Linked DNA regions of Homo sapiens: region 2 is linked to region 1. Evidence: read pairs that join two places in POLR2A ChIA-PET (ENCODE). Cell type or tissue: Caco-2. All regions are shown on one strand.

Region 1 (2,500 bases):
ATTAGAGGGCTTTGTTAAACCAGGAAACCACCAAGTCCTGGAACAGATCCATAAGCCCCTGTTAAAACATTAACAGTCACACCGATATTGGGTTAAGGGCTCTGGCCAACAATTGAAAAACAAAGGAAGTATTTATTGAAAAAAGGTATATATATATATATATGCAAGACATTAGATTATTTTATAGGATTCTACTTTTATATTTACAGCATCTCTGCAAGTAGGTATTAAATAGCCCCATTTTGAGGGATGAGAAAACTGAGGCTCAGAAAGCTTGTGTACCTTGCCTGATGCCATAGAGCTAGTAAATGGCAGAGGTGGATTTTGATTAGAGAGTGTTACAGCAAACAAAACACCTTTGCAACATCCTGCAAGGTGGACAATGTGTTTCCCTTGATGCATGGATTCTGTAAGGTATAAATACCTTCAGCTCTTCCGTCCTTCTCTCTCTCTTGGACTACAGATGCATCCATGGAGGTGCAGAAACTTTAAGTTACACTGAGCTTTCACCCTCATCTTGGGAAACTGAAGCAGTGCAGCAGCTCCTTTGTGTGTCGTGCTACTTACTGAGGGAAGGAATTAGCCATGGTGTTCCCTCATCTCTAGAAACATCAGCAACCACATCCTTGACAGTGCAGGTCTCTCTCCAAACCCCATTCTCTATGCACAGCCCACAACAATGCCAGAGACTACCACAGAGCCACCCGGTTTCTTTCTTTAAGAGCCACTAACAACACTTCCATTCTGCATACCTGTCTCATAGAAAATGTCCTGACAGCTTTACAACTCTGACTTCTTTATGGGGCAGTGGAAGAGTGAGGGATGGGAGAAAATCAATACCAGGCAATGAAGGGCACAGGAGCATGCTTCCTGCCTGTGCTCTCTGACCCCCTGCCCCACCCGCTGCCCTGGGCCCAGGCGGAGCTAACAGTACTTAGATTTAAAAGTGTGCTGTCCAAGACCCGGAGGGCATCAAGAGTGGAGGTGACCATGTCCAGGAAGACTATAGGGAAAGGTCATGACCAGGAATTCATTTGCTCAGGACCTCCAGGCTGCTGGGAAGGGGATGGGGTCTGGGTTGGGGCGATGAAAAAAAGAGTATTTGGAATTAAATCATTGGCAGAGAGCTGTGGGCCCCTTCCTTCTGAAGCAGCACTCAGAATGAAGTAAGGATGTTAAAGGAAAAACAGTATCCCCTGGGGCCAGAGTGACGGGGCAGCCAGGTCATCAAGAAGAGATGAGAGGAATGTGAATCACAGTGACAAAGTCAGGCTGTTCAACTTTGGAGAGCTGGGAGGTGTCCTTAATAAGGAAGCTAGAGTTTCCTGCCCACATCAGGAAGGGACTGTTCTTGGGCTCCAGCTCTACCTGGGTCCTCTGGAGACAGGATCCTAAGGGCTACGGTAATTAATGTGACCCTGTAGCAGAAGCTGGCTTCTCCCAGTGAGCCCCATGGGAGAGATACCAGATTGACAGGTAGTTGGGAGAATAGTAAATAGTACCATGTGACCCCTTCTTAAATGGAATTCCCATGAGAAGAAGGTAATTTCCATCATGGCGTTATGAAAAATTCTCAAGCAGCTCTATGGCTGTGTGTTAAATGAATTAAATGACTGTTAAATGGAATTGCCTTTTGCAGCTGTTATTACACAGTGCAAGTTCCCTGCCAAAAGGGCTGCACCAACTTACCTTGTCACAGGAAAAAGAACCCCCTTCCCTGTGGACTCGGGTTTGCTCATGTAAAAATTGTTGCCTAAATTAATACCATTTCGATTTTAATTTGCATTTAATTGCTCATTAGTGAAGTTAAATGCTAGTTTTCCAGATTTGTGTTCCCCTTTCCTTTTGCATTCCCTTTCAGGTGAATCTATAACCTTATTATGAAAATGAGAGGGGGCGGTTCCAAGATGGCCGAATAGGAACAGCTCCAGTCTACAGCTCCCAGCATGAGTGATGCAGAAGACAGGTGATTTCTGCATTTCCAACTGAGGTACTGGGTTCATCTCACAGGGCCTTGTCAGACAGTGGGTGCAGGACAGTGGGTGCAGCTCACCGAGTGTGAGCTGAAGCAGGGCGAGACATCACCTCACCCGGGAAGCACAAGGGGTCAGGGAATTCCCTTTCCTAGCCAAGGGAAACTGTGACAGACAGCACCTGGAAAATCAGGTCACTCCCACCCTAATACCACTTTTCCAATGGTCTTAGCAAATGGAACACCAGGAGATTATATTCCGTGCCTGGCATGGAGGGTCCCATGCCCACGGAGCCTTGCTCATTGCTAGAACAGCAGTCTGAAATCCAACTGCAAGGCGGTAGCAAGGCTGGGGGAGGGGCGCCCACGATTGCTGAGGCTTGAGTAGGTAAACAAAGCGGCAGGGAAGCTCGAACTGGGTGGAGCCCACCGCAGCTCAAGGAGGCCTGCCTGCCTCTGTAGACTCCACCTCTGGGGGCAGGGCATAGCTGAAAAAAAGGCAGCAGAAACCTCTGCAGACATAAATGT
Region 2 (2,500 bases), 380 kb before region 1:
GTGGTTTCACAGGATGCCAAAGGTTTAGTTGCTTGTATGTTTCACTCAATTGCTTTCTGTTCAATGAATAAAATCAGCACCGTGCATTAGAACTTTGCAGACTCACTGCAAAGGAAATAGCAGGAGGTAAAGTGACCTCAAATGAATGTGGCTTTTTTTGTGGGGTGCGGTGGGTGGGCAGTGCTACAACTTAATAAACAAATTGAGTTTTGCAGGAAGAAAACCTTTAACCCATCTTTATACTCTCTCATGGTGACATTTTTCTTCTGCTATCATTCCCATTCTTTAAACATTTTTACAATGATTAGTTCATTTTAAACATGTAACATAGCTACAGTTGAGTTGTTTAGTTGTTTTATAACGTATATGTTTTTCGAGTCCATCAGTAAACTGGAATTATAATCTTATTTTTGTTGTTTTGATCACACAACTTTTCTGCGCTCTGAAAAATACAACTGATACTTACTTCTCTTCACCAAAAGTCTTTTAGGTAGGTTTATCACCTTTTATCAGTTGAGTGAGTAAGATATTTTGAAAATATTTTACAGGGGAAGTAGCAGAAATTCTCCATCATGTATGGTAAACTTGCAGTTATCTGTGCTCTTAGAAGACAGAGGGAACCGGCCGGGCGCGGTGGCTCACGCCTGTAATCCCAGCACTTTGGGAGGCTGAGGCGGGTGGATCATGAGGTCAGGAGATCGAGACCATCCTGGCTAACAAGGTGAAACCCCGTCTCTACTAAAAATACAAAAAATTAGCCGGGCGCGGTGGCGGGCGCCTGTAGTCCCAGCTACTCGGGAGGCTGAGGCAGGAGAATGGCGTGAACCCGGGAAGTGGAGCTTGCACTGAGCCGAGATTGCGCCACTGCAGTCCGCAGTCCGGCCTGGGCGACAGAGCGAGACTCCGTCTCAAAAAAAAAAAAAAAAAAAAAAAAGACAGAGGGAACCTGAATAGTTAATATAATTTTTATTGTAGTACAGGTTTTACTCACATACCTTGGGAAAAGCTTCTTTTCCTGCTTGGCATTATTGCCAAATGTCAGGATTGACGGAGGTGTATGGGGAGATGGATTTGAGAAAATCTGGACATGTTACTCCATGAATCTAGAGAAAGCAGGGGCAATACATTTATTTTTGTTTTCTGAAGGTAGCTCTCATTGTAATGATGTAATTTGGGGCACAGAATTGAGCCAGACTGCTGGGAATCAATTTCTGCTCCATGCTTACTAGCCTCGTGACTGGGCAAGTTACTTAAAGTCTTTCCTCACCTGTATGATGGAGACGATAATAAGACCACCTACTTCATGGACTGTGAGGTTTCAATGAATTAATATGGTAAAGCACTTAGTGCCTGACACATAGTAAATGATAGCTGTATTGTTGCCAAGTCAGTAAGTGTGAGTCAAAGTATACAGATATGTTTCCCTGAAGGAATTTGAAGTTTAATACTTAAGTTTTGTAAAAGTCTGATTTATATTTACTTTTCAATAGTCCAAAGTGGGGACTGAAAGAATGTACAAAATGTCCGTGTTTGGGTTATCTTTCCTAAACACTCTGCCTTCCTCAGGAAACATTTCTTCTGTCTCAGCTGTTCCACTGCCCTGCTGAGCTGGAATGACTACAGCACTGGGAGACACAGGTAGTGCTGCACCTGGCTGGGCTCAGGAGCCTTCCTGTGAGAGAAGGGTTTTGCTTTTCTTATCAGGATGGTTAATTGAATAGGTGCCATCTCATCCCTGGGCACTCAAGGTTTTTTTTTTTGTTTGTTTGTTTGTTTTGAGACAGATTCTCTCTCTGTCACCCAGGCTGGAGTGCAGTGGCATGGTCTCAGCTCACTGCAACCTCTGCCTCTCAGGTTCAAGTGATTATCCTGCCTCAGCCTCCCAAGTAGCTAGTACTACAGGCATGCGCAACTACGCCCTGCTAATTTTTGTGCTTTTAGTAGGTAGAGATGGGGCTTTTCCATGTTGGCCAGACTGGTCTTGAACCCCTGACTTCAGGTGATCCACCCGCTTTGGCCTCCCAAAGTGCTGGGATTACAGATATGAGCCACCACGCCCGGCTGCACTCAAGTATTAAAAGAAGTGAACATCCATATAGGATTTATTAGGATAGTTACTCATTTGACAGGTATTTCTCTAGGGTTTACACATAGAAAAGCCTTCAGGATTTTGCGAAGACAGGGTTTCCTTTTCCTGTATAAAGGACAGCTTTAGTCCTAACAGTGAGGGGAAATATCATGAAAATGATTCCTTTATTCTTCCTGCTCCGTTTGAAAATGACCTGATTCTCTTTTAGAAATGTGGCTTATTTTACAGTTGTCCTCTTCATACATTTATTTACTTATTTAGAGACATTCTCTCACTCTGTTGCCCAGACTGGAGGGCAGTGGTGCAATCGTAGCTCACCTCAGCCTTGCACTCCTGGGCTGAATTGATCCTCCAGCCTTGGCTTCCTGACTTGCTGAGATTACAGGTATGAGCCACTGTGCTCAGCTCCCC

What was found. Peaks named below come from ENCODE experiments on the same cell type or tissue, not always from the same donor. Only the 100,000 strongest peaks of a DNase experiment are listed, where the experiment ranks them.
Region 2: POLR2A ChIA-PET joins it to region 1 with 7 read pairs; 3 of 35 experiments call an interaction of 5 or more read pairs at or near these places.

What each region holds. Positions count from the first base shown.
Region 1 is chr11:13,938,904-13,941,403 of GRCh38, reverse strand. No RefSeq gene overlaps it. Among named protein-coding and RNA genes, the nearest start is that of LINC02683, 15 kb to the right of the region's middle. RefSeq lists an enhancer at 2,315-2,500. In Caco-2, no CTCF peak of the experiment used is centred here; DNase peaks (open chromatin) are centred at 936 and 1,203.
Region 2 is chr11:14,317,780-14,320,279 of GRCh38, reverse strand. All of the region lies in intron 1 of RRAS2 (RAS related 2), which reads left to right. Among named protein-coding and RNA genes, the nearest start is that of RRAS2, 40 kb to the left of the region's middle. In Caco-2, no CTCF peak of the experiment used is centred here; no DNase peak of the experiment used is centred here.